Regions from separate parts of the Homo sapiens genome. Here region 2 is linked to region 1. The links are chromatin loops, found by intact Hi-C in ENCODE. Cell type or tissue: CD4-positive, alpha-beta T cell. All regions are shown on one strand. Each heading gives the region's core, and the rest is flanking DNA. Links, peaks and the distances in the headings are about the cores only.

Region 1 (9,328 bases), core at 899-8,898:
TCTTTCAAACCTGGGGTGCCATTACTGACTCCTCCTCTGAAGGGCCTGTGGCTCTCAGGAGAGGCGCTGTGCTACAACAATCCTTCCATTCTTTGGCTTGGTCCCCTCCATTAGTGGAGGGCCCACTTGGAAGGTTGGCTGAGATGAAGGATAAGTCTGTGTGTTTAGAACACACCTACAGAGAACCACGTCTACTGACTTCATTACCTTCACACGCCAATCAGATGAGCTAACAACCATTTTAGAGATATTCTGAAGTTATCTTTTGTAGCTGAAAGTCTGGGAAACTAATCTTCAGAGAATGCCTGGTTTTTACAAAGGAGTTCTGAAACGCAGGTCTTCTATTTTCTTCTGTCTATCTAGAGATGGGAACTCACTATGTTGCCTAGGCTGGAGTGCAGTGGCTATTCACAGGCATGATCATAGCTCGCTATAGTCTTGAACTTCTGAACTCAAACAATCCTTCTGCCTCAGCCTCCTGAGTAGCTGGGTCTATAGGAATGCACAACCACACCTAACTCGAGGTATTCTATCTTCAGGAAGATGTAAAACAAGCTGTCCCCTTCCCAAAATAACGGGATTAAGTCCAATATCTGTTTATGCCAATTATCCTTTCTTAAGAATTTACATCACACTTTCTTAAGGAAACATTGCTATTTTTTATTAGCTTCTAAAAAGCTAATCTTCTTAGAAGTTACCTAATATTACAATTATAGAACCCCATTCATGAATACAGAGTCTGGTATCAACCAGGATTCCAGCGTAAACTCCATGAACAACCTGTTCCTGAATGCAGGAGTTCTGTCCCTTCAAGGAAATCACCTAAACCCCAAGAGAACATTTCACAGGGAGTTGGTAATCAACACTAAAGAGACCACCCAGGTACATCTTCTTTTCTAAGAATCTGTCATGATTAGGTAGGGGTATGTTTTGGACAAAACCAGGCTCAAAGTTTGAGATATGAACACAGCTTATGTTTTTTTAAAAAAATATGTCTCAAGGCCAGGCACGGTGGCTCATGCCTGTTATCCCAGCACTTTGGGAAGCTGAGGCAGGTGGACTGCTTGAACCCAGGAGTTCAAGAGCAGCCTGGGCAACATGGCAAAACCCTGTCTCTACCAAAAACAAACAAACAAACAAACAAACCCAAATTAGCAGGGTGCGGTGGTGTGTGCCTATAGTCCCAGCTACCTGGGAGGCTGAGGCGGGAGGATTGCTTGGACCCGGGAGGTGGAGGTTGCAGTGAGCTGAGATTGCACCACTCTACTCCAGCCTGGACGACAGAAATAGACCCTGTCTCAAAAAAAAAAAAAAAAAAAAAAAAGAAAGAAAGTAGCTCAAGGCATTCTGCTGATAATGAAATGCATTAGCCTGATTTTTGTTTTCTCTATAAATTTTCCACTTCACTAAGAGATGGTAGAAGAGGCTACTTTCCTACCCTTTCTGCAGCCTGGAGTGGGAGTGAAGGGAGCTGGGGAGACCTTTCTCTTGGTTACCTTTCACACACCTAGCATGAGAGTGGGGAGGAAGAGGGCGATCAGAAACACCCCCACTGGTCTTGGATCTTCTAGCTGAATTTTTCTCTACTGAAAAAGTACCTCCTCTTCCCCCTTTAAATTTGTTCTCATTGCTAATCTTTTTTCTTTATATAATAGTATTGAAAAGAAGAAAACAAACAAAACCCAAAAATGTCTTATTACCAAGTTCTGATTTTTCACAAGTAAAATGGAGTTTGGCCAGGTGTGGTGGCTCATGCCTGGAATCCCAGCACTTTGGGAGGGTGAGATGGGAGGATCACTTGAGCCCAGGAGTTTCAGACCAGCCTGGGCAACAGAGTGAGACCCTGTTTCTTAAAAAAAAAAAAAGGGGTTAGGCGCAGTGGTTCAGGCCTGTAATCCCAGCACTTTGGGAAGCCAAGGTGGGAGGATCACTTGAGGTCAGGAGTCCAAGACCAGCCTGGTCAACATGGTGAAACCCTGTCTCTACTAAAAATACAAAAATTAGCCAGGCGTGGTGGCGCAGGTCTGTAATCCCAGCTATTCAGGAGGCTGAGGCATGAGAATCGCTTGAACCCAGGAGGCAGAGGCTGCAGTGAGCCGGGATCGTGCCATTGTACTCCAGCCTGGGTGACAGAGTAAGAGTCCGTCGCAAAAAGAAAAAAAAAAAAAGCCAGGCATGGAGGTGCGCACCTGTGGTCCCAGCTACTCAGGAGGCTGAAGTGGGAGGACTGCTTGAGCCCAGGAGTTTGAGGGTGCCATGAGCCATGATTTGCACCATTGCACTCCAGCCTGGTAACAGAGCAAGACCCTGTCTCAAAAAAAAAAAAAAATTTTAGTTTATTCCTTTCCTCACAACTAGAGACTGGGTACTGGCTACTACGTGCTTCTAGAGTACCAGTCACACTTGCCGGTCTGGGCAGCAGAAGGAGTGACCGCTGGGGGCTGGAGTGAGTTGCCTTGTTGCTATTTAATGAACCTTCCGTTGTCCCCATCGCCTGCTGCTGGGCGTCTTCAGCTGCCAGTGTTCTGCTTGGCACTTCACCCCCTTTGGCCTTTGTCTCCTTTGGTCCCCACATTGGACTGCGCATGTATTGTCAGGGGCCACTCTTACTCACTGGCACTGATGAGCTGGGGATGCCTGTGGTGGCTCCAAGACATGTCCCTGCTGCACCCTTGTCTTCCATGTGACCACGAGCCCACCACCTGCCTAGGCCACCTGTGTCAGTGTTGGCCACATACCAGGGCCCCCAGGTTCACTCATCATTGTGTGTAACTGATAAGATTACTGCCAGGTTGCCTCTAGCAGTGCCTTTAGAGATCGTTTCAGTTTATTTAAAACATCACATCCCTTAGAAAAAAGAAGGGACTATCTGTTTCAGGTTTTTTTTTTTTTTTTTTTTTGAGACAGAGTCTTGCTCTGTTGCCCAGCCTGGAGTGCAGTGGCATGATCTTGGCTCACTGCAACCTCCACCTCCTGGGTTCAAGCGATTCTCGTGCCTCAGCCTTCCAGGTAGCTGGGATTACAGGCACCTACCACCAGGTCTGGCTAATTTTTGTATTTTTAGCAGAGGCGGGTTTTCACCATGTTGGCCAGGCTGGTCTCAAGCTCCTGATCTCAAGTGATCCACCTGCCTCAGCCTCCCAAAGTGCTGGGATTACAGGCAGGAGCCACCATACCTGGCCAGAAAAGAAGGGAATATCTGAAAAGAACACTACCAAAAAAAGTATTATGGTGTCAGAACCTGCTTTTCTCTCTGCCCTCCCTGTTCTAGAGTCAGGGGTGGCCTCCTGCCTCCTCTCACGTGGATCTAGGCCTCTTCATGGGAGGAGAGTTTTGGCCTGGACTGCTGGCTCAAGGATCAAGCACATTCTCACCTCTGTCCCCCGATTCTTGTCACCTGGCCTCTTGGCTGGCCCCTGCCCTCTTGCAGCCTGACGTTTGGAAGTCTGACGCTCCAGTCTGTAGGTTTGGATGTTTGACACTCAAGTAAGTCTTAGGAAGGCCGGTCTGGCCCCAGGGGACTTCTCTGAACTTGACTATGGGCCTGCCCTTCCTATCAGGTTAGTTACGTGGTTCTCATGGCCCGGAAGGCTGTTCCTAACCCACGGAAACCTCGTTTTCCAGTTTCCATTCCCCAGTGATGAACAAGGCAGACTGCAACAACTAAAATGGCCACACAAAGGCACTTTAGTGATGTTCTTTAGCAGGAAACACCAGACATAGATTTTGACGACTGACGTGACATGAACGGGGCCTGGGAAAATTGCTTGTAGTCCACCAAGAAAATGAAATGGCAGCCATTCACGGTACCATGATACGTGCCGCAGAATGTTCCTGCTGCGACCGTAAAGAACAAATGCCCAGGCATCTGGCTAGGTGGCTGGGAGACAGTACTGTCTGCGAAGGCCTCTGATGCTGCGAAAGCCACATCAAAGCACACAGGACAACTCGAGTCGAATACAAAACGTGTGTCACAGAAAGACACAGACATAAAAATCGAGCCGACACAGCACACCACATGCTCTAGCGGCTCCCACGTTAGAAAACAAAGCAGAACACAAGAACAAAACAGAACACAAAAAACAAAACAAAAGCCCCAAACACAAACCTTTCCTAATCCCTTCGTCTCCCAGCAGCTGCTGCCCTAGTTCTCAGCTCCCCTTCAAGGCCCACTCTCTGGAGAGAGTCATCTCCCCCTGTGGTTCCCACCTCTTCACCTCACAGCATTTGCTCAGCTTCCTCTAATTGGAGTTGGACACTCTGCGTCACTGACGCGCTGCACTTGTTGAGATCAGCAGTGATCTCCACGCTGTCACATCTGTTGATCAACTTCTTAGCTCTGTGACCTGGGAGCCACATTTTTTTCACGCGGGTGATCATTCCTTCCTGCCCTGAAACACTTATTCTTGGTTTTCATGACATCGCTTGCTCCCCATATCTGTCCCGCCTCTCTGCTTGTGGCTTGCCCATTTCCTTTGTAGGCTCGCCCTCTTCTATCCAACTGCTGTGTGTTGGCCAAGTCCTAAGCCCACCGTCTTCTCTCCTTCCACCCAGCCCTAGATAATTGTTATGGGTTGAATTGTGTCCCCCTAAAAGTTATGTTGAACTCCTAATTCCTGGCACCTTGGCATGTGACTTTATTTAGGAATGGAGTTGCTGCAGATATAATTAGCTAAGATGAGGTCACACTGGAGTAGGTGGGCCCTAATCCAATGTGACTTGCATCCATATCAGAGGGAAATCTGGACATAGATACTGACACAGCAGCAAGATGGTCATGTGAAAAGGGAGGAAGAGATTGGAGTGATGCTGCCACAAGCCAAGGAACACCTGGAGCCACCCGAGGCAGGAAGAGACAAGGAAGGCTCTACCCCTGGAGCCTTCAGAGGGAGCATGGCCCTGTTGACACCTTGATTTTGGATGTCTTTTGTTTTAAGCCAGATATTTTGTGGTACCTATTTCAGCAGCCCTAGGAAACTGACAGTCATCTTACTCGCTCCATAGGTTTAAATTCCATTTGTATTCCCAGGTTTGTCTCCATCTTGGAATTCTCCTTCTGGCTCTAGATTTGCATTCTGGAAGCCTGGTATTGCCTCTGGAATGTCTCATAGTCATCTCCAATTCCACACGTCTAGAAGGGAACTATTCTCTGATCCCCCTCTCTAAACATATTCCTTCCACTGTCCTCCTCATTTTATGAAAGGGAACCACCACCCTCCAGCTGCTTAGGCAGAAATCCAGGAAAGATGTTTGATTTCTTCATCCCCACCATCTATCCACTAACATGGCCAGCTCCAAAGTCTCAAGTCAGCCCCTGATTCTCCATCCCCCCTGCCGCAGCAGTGGCGCTGGTCACCCCTGCGTCACCTGGAGCTTCCACTGCAGCCTTTCCACTTGTCTCTCCCTTCCTTGTGCCCACTTCCTCCATGGCAGCCACAGGGAACAGATGGCACCCCACCCCCTTGCCGTAAGCCTTCAGGGGCTCCCCACTGGACTTGGAATGAAATCTAGACCCCTCCATGGCCATGGGGCCTCCACGATTGGGACCCTGCCCACCTCTCCACCATCACTGCCAACCACTCTCCTAGCTTAATACGTTGCAGGCCCGTTGGTTTCCTTTCCATTTGCAAGAGTACCTGGAGCTCCTTTGGAGCCAGAGTCTTCGTGGGATGCTGTTGCTTCTGCCTTAAATGCTCTCCCTGCTGGCTGTCACATGGCTGCCTCCTTCTCATCCCTCAAATCTTAGCTCAGCTGTCACGCTACAGACAGGCCTCCCTTGACACCAGTTAGTCTTCATATAGGGTGCCATAAATGCCACTTCACAGCACTTTCTTAACCTGCTCACTGTCTGTCTTCCCTGACCAAGTCTATGAGGGCAGCGCAGGCATTCGGTAGCCACTCATTAAGCATTTGTTGATCAAATAAACCTTTATTAAATATAAGAAAGTGTTAAAATATGGATTAAGACAAAGCTCTAAGGCAGTGCAGATAAAAGAGAGTAGAAGGGCTGAATCATTATGCAGCAATCAAGGTTTGGGCATGAGGGGGCAGGATTTAGCCCAAGGAGGAGCAGAAGCTGAGGCTCAGAGAGGGGCACGAGCAACCCGGCTCACACTCACCACAGCAGGGCAGACAGCAGGAGTGCCAAGGACACCTACTTGCAGGTGGCCAACAAAAGAATTACAGCAAAAATGACAGGGAGGAGGAACAGGAGGGCTAGAAGTGGCACCTGGCTCATGCAGGGTTAGGACTTGGGACCTCAGGGATTTAGCCCAAACCTCTTATTTTATGGCCATTGTCATTACGCCCTCTAGAGCCTCCACCTTAGCTCTTATGTTGAAGACTTTATCCTGCGCAGTCCCACTGCAGCATGCGAAATCACATGCTCTTCCATCTGGGCCTCACTACAGCCACCTGCTGCTCTCTTGCCTTTGGTTTTAACCTTTTCCAATCCACTCTGGATCCCTCTCCCACCCCTAAGGGTGCAGCCTTTTCTCTGCACTCATGAGACATGTTTCAGATACAGCCTGCTCCCCTCCCTGCCCGCTTCCATTCTTCCTTATTCAAACAGACACTGCCCACTGTCTCTGTGCTGGCTCTACCAGGTGACAAGCATACAAAGATCAATGACATACTCAGACCAGATTGGTCCAATAAATACTAACTGAGCACCCACTGGCCCCACAGAACCATCTTAAAGAATTTCCTCATCGCTATTTTGGGACATCAGAAATACTTTAAACATATATATGAAGTGTCAGACAAAATCTGCACCTAAGAAAGAGGACTCATTCCTTTCCAACATTCCCAAAGCAAGCCACTAAACATTCTTGTTCTGGAGAAAGAGAGTAAATAATTGTCTTTTTTTTTTTTTTTTTTTGAGACAGAGTCTCACTCTGTTGCCCAGGCTGGAGTGCAGTGGCGCGATCTTGGCTCACTGCCAGCTCCACCTCCCGGGTTCACGCCATTCTCCTGCCTCAGCCTCCTGAGTAGTTGGGACTACAGGCGCCCACCACCATGCCCGGCTAATTTTTCGTATTTTTAGTAAAGACGCGGTTTCACCATGTTAGCTAGGATGGTCTCGATCTCCTGACCTCGTGATCCGCCCGCCTCGGCCTCCCAAAGTGCTGGATTACAGGCGTGAGCCACCACGCCCAGCCAATAATTGTCATTTTTGACACACAAATACGTTTGCATATCTGCCTCTACTATACCTCCTGGAGGGCAGGGTCTGCATCTCACTTGTCCTTGATCCTCAGCCTGGCACACAGAAGCTGCTTCGTAAACAGCTGCTCAACACCCAGCCCATAAACCCTCAGGTAAGGGAGGTAGTTCCCCATTTGGCCCCCAGGAATCTTTGGGGACTTCAGACCATTTTGCTGGGATCTGATCTTGCAGAGGCCTTGTCCCCCTGCTCTGCTAGTCTATAAGGCTCTGAGGTCCTAGAAGTTCAAAGTCAAGTCTAAAATGTTTCTTTTCATCCAGCCCACCTGAAGCATGTTGGATGGTTGCTAAAGCATGCTTAATCTTCAGGGAAGCTCATTCTGACAGTCATTCTGAGCCAGAATTTGTTTCAAGCTGTCCTCACTCACTTATTAGAATATTCAACCACCATTTACTAAGTGTTTCCTCTGTGCCAGGTACTGTGCTGGGTGCTAAAGATCAAAAAGTAAACCAGACCCTGCAGCTCTTCCAGGAGTTCACCGTCTAGCCAAGGTAGCAGCATAGCGACATCTGACATACAATGTGTGAAGTGTGTACATAGTACACAAAGATGGGGGAAATTGGAGGAGGAGAGAGAAAGCAGGATGGGCTTCCCAGGAGGAGTCTGAGCTGAGCCTTAGTAAGTGGCCAGGCAGGGGTGGCTACCACACACAGAGCAGCGCAAGTCCCCCAACCCCCATGTCACTGCTGTATCTCCAGCGCCTAGCACGCAGCCTGGGCATGTAGGTGCTCCATACACATTTGTAGAAGGAATGAGTCTATGTCAAGTGCACACCCTCAGCAGTTGCCAGTTTTCCCTGGAGCTGGCAATGCCACCTTGTCAGTACCTCCTATGTGAGAGGCAGACAGCTTGGCCTTTCTGTTTCAGAGTTTACATGGTTTTTTGGGTTGATCATCACATGTCGGTTGCTTCCACAGGGGCTGTTCCTGTTCTCGGTTCGGTTTCAGGCAGGTAGGGCTGCTGGTTCCTGAATACTGTGAGTGAGCATTTCCAGGTTCTGTCATAACTGATCTCTCATTTGCTCTTCCTCACCTTCACTGCTACAGCTCCACCCCATGGAACCATCTTAAAGAATCGCCTCATTACTATTTTGGGACATCAAAAATACTTTAAACACACATGAAGTGTCAGACAAAATCTGCACCTAAGAAAGAGGGGGATAATTTCTTTCCAACATTCTCATAGGAAGACACTGAAAATTCTATCTTTCTAAAGAAAGAGGAAAAACAACTGTCATTTTGGACACCATCAATATGGAAGCTTTGATGATTTAGCTCCACTCGCTCTCTTGACTGCACACACTGAGAAGCATTCCCAGATCATGTCCAGATCATATGACCCTGCAGGGGAATGGCCTCCAGTGGAGGTGTAGAGGCTGCAGAAGTCAAGAGGGCGTGGCCCGCACTTGGGATCCCAGTGTTCACCGGGTTGAATCCCAGCCCTGTCAGGTACTGGTTGTGTACCTACTTCTGGGTACAGGTATGAAGACTAGGTTAAACAGAGCATCATAGGGGGGCACCTTGCAGAGGCCTGGCATAGAGTAGTCAGCTGAACAATACTAAACCACTTATCTATAACACGTCTAAGTCCATGTGAAAGCAATGAAATAAACAGATCATCCCTCTTCCTTATTTTTTTTTTCTTTTTGAGACAGGGTCTCGCTCTGTTGTCCAGGCTGGAGTGCAGTGGCACAATCTTGGTTGACCGCACCTTCCACCTCCTGGGCTCAAGCAACCCTCCCTCCTCAGCCTCCTGAGTAGCTGGGACCACAGGCACATAGAAACAGGGTTTCACCATGTTGCCCAGGCTCTTCTTGAGCTCTTGAGCTCAAGCAATCCTTCCGCTTCAGCCTCCCAAAGTGTTGGGATTATGGGTATGAGCCACTGCACCCAGCTTCCTCATTTTTTAAAGCCACTTTCTTTCTGATATGGAACACTCTGTTGAAATACATTAAAGCATATACACTAAACAACTGTTTCATTTATTTACACAAAAAGCTGAAAAGATTAATATAACCAACAGTGAAGTACCTACCACCTAGCTTTAGAAATAAAAACTCCCTGGCCGGGTGCAGTGGCTCACGCCTGTAATCCCAGTACTTTG
Region 2 (9,480 bases), core at 810-8,809, 96 kb after region 1:
CTATCTACTTATTGACTCATTATTTGTCAGAGTTACATGTTCAGACTTAATTCTCTTTCTGCAAGCTGCTAACTTGGCCCCAAATAACTCCTTTTGGTAACTCTGCTATACTGCTTTGAATGAAGCCATCAACCACTGTGGGTGAGCCAGCCTTGCCCTGCAGTGGGTGAGTACAGACAACCCATAATTGTTTATCTACAGGACATGGTGTCAAGAGCTCATAAGCAATCTGAAAATTCCCAATCCAATCCAGTGCTGAAGCAAACACTGATAAGACACAAACGCTTTTTCAGCTTCTTTCTCCAGGAAACTGATGGGATCAATGAAAAGAAAATAAAACAATTCAAAGAATCCTTTTTGAAACAAGAGTGGCATTGGCTAATTTTTTTTTTTTTTTTTTTTTTTTGAGACAGGGTCTCACTGTCACCCAGGCTGGAGTAGAGTGGTGCAATCATAGCTCATTGTAGGCTCAACTTTCTGGGCTCAAGAGATCCTCCCACCTCAGTCTCCCAAGTAGCTGGGATTACAGGTGTGCGCCATCATGCCTGCCTAATTTATTTTTATTTTTTTATAGAGACGGGGTCTCCCTATGTTGTCCAGGCTGGTCTCGAACTCCTGGGCTCAAGCGATCCTCCTGCCTCACACTCTCAAGGTGCTGGGATTACAGGTGTGAGCCACTGTGCCTGGCTGGGTTAAGAACCTTATTTAGAAAAACACAAAACACCACTTTCTAAACATAGCATATGAATCTGCCAGGGTTGGGGTACCAAAGCACCACTGACTGGGCAGCCTAAACAGCAGACGCTGTCTCACAGTTCAAGAAGCTGGAGTCCAAGACCAAGGTGTCAGCAGGGCTGGTTCCTTCTGAGGGCTGGAAGGGAAGGGTCTGTTCTAGGCCTCCCTCCTTGGCTCACTGATGACTGTCTTCTCTGTGTGTCTCTTCACATCATCTTCCCTCTGTGTGTATCTGTGTCCAAATTTCCCTTTTAATAAGGACATCAGTTGTATTGGGTTAGGGCCCACCCTGATGACCTCACTTTAACCTGATTCCTTCTATAAAGTCCCTACCTCCAAATAAAGTCACATTCTGAGATATGGAAGGTTAGGAATTTAAGATATGAATTTGGCAGGGGGGAAACACAATTCAACCCATAACAATAGTTTTAAGGAAACCAAAAGCATTTTACTAAAGTATAATTTTCTCAGGTTAAATAATTACCATATTCCAAAAGAAGTCTCTTCGGTTTTCCCTTCTTGGAGATAAGACATTTCACTTTGTGCTTTCTCTATATCTTACCTTAAAGGACCTATAAGTTCATTTCAATTAGTCTAATATCATAGCTGGAAACAAGTAAAAGCATACTATCTACTTTAAATTAAGCTCTGCATGAGTTGATGTTACAACGCTTCTGAAAAAGGCCATATAGGAATGTATCTCTCAATCTACTGAGGAGCAACTGTAGTCACTTTGGTATAAAAGAGAATTGGAGCCAGGTTCAGTGGCTCACACCTGTAATTCCAATGCTTTGGGAGGCCGCGATGGGTGGACTGCTTGAGCCCAGAAGTTCAAGACCAACCTGGGCAACATGGTGAAATCCTGTCTCTACAAAAAACAAAAAAAATTAGCCAGGTGTGGTGGTGCACACCCATAGTCCCAGCTATTCGGGAGGCTGAGGTGGGAGGATCACTTGAAGCTGGGAGGTAGAGGTTGCAGCAAGCTGTGATTGCAACACTGCATTCCAGCCTGGGTGACAGAGTAGACCCTGTCTCTGAGAGAGAGAGAGAGAGAGAGAGAGAGAGAGAGAGAGAGAGAGAGAGAGAGAGAGAGAGAATTGGGAGTGGCTTATTAATAACACAAAAACTAGGTTTCCAGTTTTGATTCTGTGTGTGTCTGAGGCAGAACCTAAGTAGGCCCCAAAAGCCACCTCAAGAGTGGCTGGCAGTGGGCGGCCAAGTTCAGGCCACCCCTCTTCATGCCCCTCAGCATCGAGGAGGAGCCCCGGCTTGGTTCTTCCTCGTGTGCCCTCTCTCACCTGCCATCCACATTGTTCTGTTTTTCAACACTGCATTTTCTTTCCAATGGAGGATCTCAAGAAGACAACCTTTTAAATAAACGTGGTGGGATGAAAAAGGCAAACACCCACAAACTATGAAAACAAAATCAGCTGTACTTCTGGTTTCAACCCAGAGGAATTCCATTTAAATCCACATTTTTTCAAAGATCTAGAAGGCTGCTTACCTTGTCCCTGAAATGTTCTAAATAAGGACGGTTAAAGTTTCAGCAGTACCAGTTTTCAGGTGTTTGAATCACAAACCTTTACGAAAGAAAGCACCTTCCCTGAATTTTTCAGCCACTTCCTAACATGACATACCAATGTCCCTCCATTCACTACTGGTTCAAAATCCTCACTGACCACCTCAAGAGACAAGTAAACCAGACCTGCAGCAGATACTGAGGAGGCCAGGTGTGTGCCTGGCAACGGAAGGTAAGCCTCAGATGGACTTTTCCTATCCTTTAGAAATGTTTGGTAAAGTCTAAATCAAGACTAAAAATCTGGTAGGCTTTTTCTCTTCTGAGCAAGAGTGAATTTGTTAGCCTTAAATGTCTGGTACTATGTTGGTAAAGTAAAATGATGCGTTTTACTAGCCAAACACCCATTTCCGGCCCAGTCCACAGCTGAGGTGCCTTTTTGAGCTACCTCAGGTTCTACTTCAGAAATGTTTGTGGCACACAGAATCAGAACTGGAAATCTACTCTATTCTTTCCCATTTTGGTGTTCTTGTTACCATGTCACTGCAATTTTTTCTCTCTTTTTTTTTTTTTGGAGACAAAGTCTCACTCTGTCGCCCAGGCTGGAGTGCAGTGGTGAGATCTCGGCTCACTGCAACCTCCACCTCCCAGGTTCAAGCAATTCTCCTGCCTCAGCCTCCCGAGTAGTGGGGATTACAGGCATGAGCCAACATGCCCGGCTAATTTTTGTATTTTTAGTAGAGATGGGGTTTCACCATGTTGGCCAGGCTGGTCTCAAACTCCTGACCTCTGGTGATCCACCTGCCTTGGCTTCCCAAAGTGCTAGGATTATAGGCATGAGCCATCGCACCTGGCCCTAATTTTCATTTAAACTAAAAACTGTGTAGATTCTATTACTATGTGTCCTCCCAAAAGATATGTTAAGTCCTAACCCCCAGTACCTGTGAATGTGATCTTTTTTGGAAATGGGGTCTTTTCAGAGGTAATCAAGTTACAATAAATTCATTAAGGTGAGCCGTAATCCCATATGACTGGTGTCCTTGTAAGAGGAGACACAGACATACACACAGAGTGCGGGCCACACATCGACAGAGGCAGAGACTGGAGCAATGCAGCTGTAACCCAAGGGATGCCCAGCATTGTTGGGAGCCATCAGAAGCCGAGAGAAGGCAAGAAGGGGATTTACCTGGAGTCTTCGAGGGAACGTGGCCCTGCCAACTCCTCCAAAACTGTGAGAGAAGACATTTCTGTTGTTTTAGGCCACCTATTAATAGTTTGTGTTAATTTGTTACAGTCACCCTATGAAACTAGTACCCTCTGCAAAATAAGTCAGGATGTATTTCATTGAAAAGGCATGTCTGTACTCAAGCTATGATAAAGTATTTATAACAATCGCAAAGTGACGCTGGCCAAATGGCAGGTTGCCCTCTCAGCCTCCCGGCCTGTGTCTGTGGCCTCTTGGTTAAAAAGCAACAGAAGCATCTACAGCTTTACTCCCACGTTTTAGTCTTAATTCCTGCCAGGGCACTATACACCTCCTCTCCTTATGCAAATATATTTGTTCATTGTGATTGAGGTTTGACTTCAAAACAACAAAATTTCTAAGGAAGGCATCTAAAGTTCGATCTGTTCTCATCAGTGACGTCCACAGTTAAGAGGCCACAGACGGCACTTCCTCAAACCTGCCTTTTCTAAACCTCAACTTCTTGCTGAGTTATACAAAGGAACCAGGACAAAGGGCCGCCAAATGGGTTCTGCGCTCAGTGCAACACCTGTTTGCACACCCCTTGTACTCATGTTTATGTATTTCTTTGAGCATTTCTCTCACAGGCTGTTCTCTAACTGCAAAGAAAACTTTGTGAAAGATGTTTTGCAGACACAGTGATGCCGGGGATGTGAGATGCAGATAACCCTTTCCCCCAGGCTCTCTTTAAATACAGGATTCATTTCATCCCCTTCTTAAAGCACAATAATCCATCCTTCTTACTTGATTTAAATAGCAACTGCTATTTACAACAGGAGCTCCATGTTACAACTGTTTTGTTCCTTGGAGAATTGTTTCATTCCCCTCAGTTGCCTTTAACTGACACCTGACTAAACTCAATTAGGGATCACTTCGGGAAAGGTACCACCTCCACAACTCGCAGGGAGAGGGAAGAGCAGGAAGAAACGAAAGGAAGAAAGCTGGAGTGTGGGGAAAGTTGGCACGGATGCTGAGAGGAAAAGGAAAAAGAAACTAAAGATGAGAAAAAGGTGAGAAAAGAGAAGGCAAGTGAAATTATATTGGAGCACACTAAGAATAATAAAGTAGCATTGTAATGTGCTTTGTAAACTATAAAGCATAATAAAAATGCAATGTGGTATTATTTGCAATATTTAAATAGGTGCTTTTGTGTGTGTGTTTGTGGATATGAAAATCAGCTGGTACAGGGATCCCTTGGCAGGGCAACCAGTGGCCCATTCTAAGCTGTGCAAATTAAAGTGGGTTCTTTGGTCTGTTGCAAGGACATTTTTCTACTGTGAGTCACTGTCATCAAGCCAGTCCTGGCGTTATTACCCAACAACTCCATGGCACGGAGCCACTTACACCCAGTGCTGGGAGGAGGTGCCCACTCAGATAATACTGGTTCTTGTAGCGGGGCGCCTTCCCCACGTACATCTAAGATGTCTGATAGCTCTCCTATGTCTTGCTTTAAAACAGACAGGATGGCATTTGGTGATGTAGGCCATCCCTATCTTCATAGGGGTCTGTATTCCAAGAGCTAATTTTCAGATTGTTTCTGCATTCTCAACAACTAGGTCAGATGCCAGTGCTGCCCTTTCTAGCTCTGTGATCTCAGCAAGTTACTTAACCCCTTTCTGCCTCAATCCCCTCATCTCTAAAGTGGAGACAGTAATCATATTTCATAGGGTCCTTGTGAGGAGTAAATGAACATATATATATATAACTATATATAACATATATTATATATGACATTATATAACATATAATATATATAACATATTATATATATATGTGTGTGTGTGTGTGTGTGTGTGTATAAAATAGTGAGTCCCTGATATGGTTTGGATCAGTGTCCCCACCCAAATCTTAAATTGTAATCCCCAGTGTTGGAGGTGGGGCCTGGTGGGAGGTGACTGGATCATGCGGGTGGTTTCTCAAGAATGGTTTAGCACCATTCATCTTGGTACTGTCCTTGCAACGGGAGTGAGTTTTCTTGTGAGATCTGGTGGCTTAAAAGTGTGTGGCACCTCCCCCCTCACTCTCTCTTGCTCCTGCTCTGGCCATGTGAAAGGCTGGCTCCTCCTTCACCTTCCACCATGACTGTAAGTTTCCTGAGGCCTCCCCAGAAACTGAGCAGATGCTAGCATCATGCTTCTTGTACAGCCTGCAGAACCAGAAGCCAATTAAACCTCTTTTCTTTATAAATTACCCAGACTCAGGTATTTCTTTATAGCAATGCAAGAATGGACTAATACAGTCCTAAACAAGCGTTTAGTGAAAACTGAGGGGAGGGTGGTCAGCTAGCTCCCAGAGGCCTAGCTAACACAGAATAGAATTTACTTTCAAAGCTTCTGCATCTCTTTTCCATGTAACATTTTAACCAAAAGCACTATCCTTGGTCATAACTGAGACCCAGTTTCTATGTACAATATGCTTATTGCAGATTTGTATCTACTGTATAAACAATGATCTCAACTTTTTTGATTAAGCACTTAATCAGGGGAAAAGAGAACACTCCTGATATATGTGATTTTTATAATTAAAAATAATCTATGTTTTACTTTCCAATACAGTATTGTTAACCAAAAACACAAATATAGAAAAATTTAAAGGATAAAGTGAGATAAAATATACATATTCAAATTTTCTTCTGTATCCTAATACGTTGTCTTGCACCCATTACTTTGAAAAGCTGTGCTGTAATTCAGGTAAGCTAAGCCATGTAACTTAGAATTAGTCTTGGCCAAATGATCCACCTTGGACAATAAGAAGTACGCAAGAAGTAGCATTCTCAGGCAAAAGCCTTTCCGGCCAGTGTGTGACTCCTCTTTCCCTTATATTACGGTAACCAACCATGGTCTGGGGAGGAGCAGCTCCTTTGCCTGGTCAGTGAAAGAGGGTAACAAAGAGCAGAGACCCCAGCTGACCCAAGATGTGGCGCAAGTGTGAAGCAAACCTCTGTTGTTTGTTACTGCTGTACAACTTAGGCCATCCTAACCAGTGCTGGAATATTCGTTAATGCTGCCATCCCTAATGAGTCACAATTAACGTGGTTTAGTGTAATTCTATTGTGAGGCACAGCATGCTCACCTAGCAAAACCAGAGCACACGTTTTTAAAGACAACGTTAAAATTCCGAAATAGTTCAGTCCCTTTCTTCCATGTTTTAGCATCACTTCCATTCCCCAGGAGAATGCTTCAGGAGATCAATGTGTCAAATGATGAAACTACTCTCATCACCACCAGTGTTAGTGATTTCAAGTGTGCACGTACTAATCCCCCACCTAATAACTTTTCTGAACAAGTGGAAGGCACGGGATCTTCAGTGACAAATGCTCTGGTTTGGTTTGCAAACTTTGACGCAAATCACTCTCTGGTGACTAAAATTGGAAGATGCCCTACAGGAGTCTGGCACTGCTGCATACAGGCCTAAGTGCCCCCATGGGAGAATCAGCTTTTACCCTGGGCTGATGTTTTCTCTGGGAAAAATGGACTTTCCACACCCTGCCCCCTAAATGCATTCCCATGCTCCATGACGCCACGGTTGTGCTCTTGGTAAAGAATATTTAAGTTCTGACATCATGATAACCATGGGTATTATTCATGGTAAGCTCACAAGCCTGGGAAGGCACATTCTGTACTCTCTTTATCACTGAAGTCAGCAATGGTTTTAAAAATAGCATGGCTCACACACCCAGGGGACCACTGATTCATTAATGGCCAAATACACACTACTGTGGACTCCTAACTTGTATGGTGTTTTAGATTGTGATTTCTAGAATCAAGGCACACACATTTATCATTTCCCTCATAGGAGTGTTATGCTGTACTAATTTATAAATAGAGATCTGCAGATCCTAAATGAAGGAACCCTCAAAAATTACAAAACCAGGATTTGACAAGCCGTATGATTTGTGACTCCAAAATGACGTAAAATGTAATTAATGAGAATATCTACCAACTTGGTATAACTATGATATGTCATACCTAAATAAAGAGAGATGATGTTACAAAGATAATTGACACTAATCTTAGTGAAGTCTAGAAGTAAGTCATAGGTTTTTCACTGTCGAGGGGGGAAGGGAATATTTGATTCTAGATATCCCATGCAGGTTCTTTAAGAGAAGTATCCCATGAGCAGAGAATGTTTTCATGATTTATAAATACATTTAGAAGTACATGACGACTTAAGCCTTTTGCTTAAATTCTGTGCTAAATAAGCAACTTTCTCATCTCTTACTGGGATTCCAGAGAGGACCTTCTGACCAAGGAGAAAATACCTTGATATGTAGGCCTAGCTTCTCTGGATGCTAGGATTATCTCTCTTTAAATGATTCAGATTGATCCATCAGCCTTTTATAGAATTAGTTAGTATGAACCAGTCTTTTAGAACCCAATAATCCTTAAATTTATGGAGTCAAATTTCCAAATCTGCTAGGCTGAGGACTGTAGAGGACAGAGTGAGCAGCATCCAGGAATATCTGCTGAGCACCTACGATGTCCAAGCACCACCCCAAGAGTGGCAGGTGACCACTGGCATTGTGAAAGAAAGGGCTACCTGTTTTTCAGGTCAACAGGACGAGATGGGCCAAGGGGAGAAGAGATAACTGACCACAGAAGGAAGTCGCAACTGTTGCCCATTGAACGGTGCAGGCTTCAGAGAGTGGATGGAGTGCTCTCAGAGTCAGCGACCCCTTTACACACGAGAGTGCACCCCAAGGCGAAGCCAGGGGTGAGCTGAAACACAGAGGCCAGTGAGCACTGGGTTCCAGGGACAGATGAGACCCATTTTTATTTAAGATTCATAAGCCATCCACTGCCTACAGGACCTGGGATAGTGTGCAGATACAATACAAAGCACAATATGAAAATAAGATAAAACAGGACCAAACCCATCTAAGGGAACATCAGGAAGAATAAAACCATGCCTGTGGTTGAGGGCTCTGCATTGCAGTGAGTGACAAAAGGGTCTGGAAAGGCTGGAGTCAGCGTGGCAGGTCTTTGGTGCCTAGTTTCGATTTTGTTCTGTTGAGGAGTCACAGGAGGTGGCTGAGAGGGGAGGGAGGAATGGTACCACTTCTGAGTGGGAAATGAAAGCATGTGGCCAGGGGCTTGGCACCCACCATGAAGGCGCATCTGAGAGGCGATAGGAACCTGCAGGGAAGGTGCAGACAACAAACTAGAGGGATGACCCAAAGACCCTGGCACTGACAGGTAGGAAAGGAACCACGATAATGTGGAAGCCACAGGATCAGGTGACAGGAGAATGAAGGGAAGGCTGGTCCCCTTTGGCGTCCTTGCTGACTTCAAGTGGCAGAGGAAGGCATGACCTGGTAGACAGAGGGGCCAATGCCCTGAAGAAGCATTCACCAGGGCACTGCAACTCTGTTTCCAGAAGGGGCTCGCACACACCAGTGTCAGGGTGGCCAAGGTGCTTCCCTGAGGGAACTCCCACAGCAGGACGCGGAGAGCACACCCTCCTGGCACAGATGCCCTCTGCTCTGCCCTGATTCCCAGGGAGGGCATCTCCAAGGCCAGAGCTGACCTGAAACAAAATCAGCTCTCAGGCACTCCTAGGAGTTACTGTCCTGGGCCAATACCCTTTGTTGAAGCTGGGAGGATGCTATCGAATAACATAAAAACTTAATGCCTACGCTGGAGCTATGGAGTACAACAGGAACTACAATCCTACAAAACACAGCAACCCTTGCGGAACCACAAAGGCCAATCAAAGCCATTTACCCAACTAGGGTGCCTCATGTTACGCATAAGATATTAACAGAGAATGTCCGAATGTATGTTTTCCTTCCAACGGCTGGATGCAGGGAAGCTCTCTGGTTCTTTCACTAGCATCAAGTATACTCAATTTACTCCTCCAAACAAGCCACACAGGCCCAGCGCTAAGAGTCTTCCCTGTCAGTTCTCAAAAGGTGGTCAAGGGGTAGAAACTCTGTTGCCATCTTGCACCATACGGCTCTCAGCAGCTCGCCTTGTGGTCCTGACCT

What was found. A loop is a pair of places that touch in the nucleus more often than their neighbours do. Peaks named below come from ENCODE experiments on the same cell type or tissue, not always from the same donor. Only the 100,000 strongest peaks of a DNase experiment are listed, where the experiment ranks them.
Region 2: it touches region 1 in a loop (3-fold over the local background); 23 of 110 quality-filtered maps call a loop at or near these places.

What each region holds. Positions count from the first base shown.
Region 1 is chr7:139,631,796-139,641,123 of GRCh38, forward strand. The region is part of intron 2 of HIPK2 (homeodomain interacting protein kinase 2); the gene reads right to left. Among named protein-coding and RNA genes, the nearest start is that of CLEC2L, 110 kb to the left of the region's middle. In CD4-positive, alpha-beta T cell, for the core only: no CTCF peak of the experiment used is centred there; DNase peaks (open chromatin) are centred at 3,926 and 4,286; H3K4me3 peaks cover 1,035 bases; H3K27ac peaks cover 1,371 bases.
Region 2 is chr7:139,727,554-139,737,033 of GRCh38, forward strand. All of the region lies in intron 1 of HIPK2 (homeodomain interacting protein kinase 2), which reads right to left. Among named protein-coding and RNA genes, the nearest start is that of HIPK2, 46 kb to the right of the region's middle. In CD4-positive, alpha-beta T cell, for the core only: no CTCF peak of the experiment used is centred there; DNase peaks (open chromatin) are centred at 3,938 and 4,808.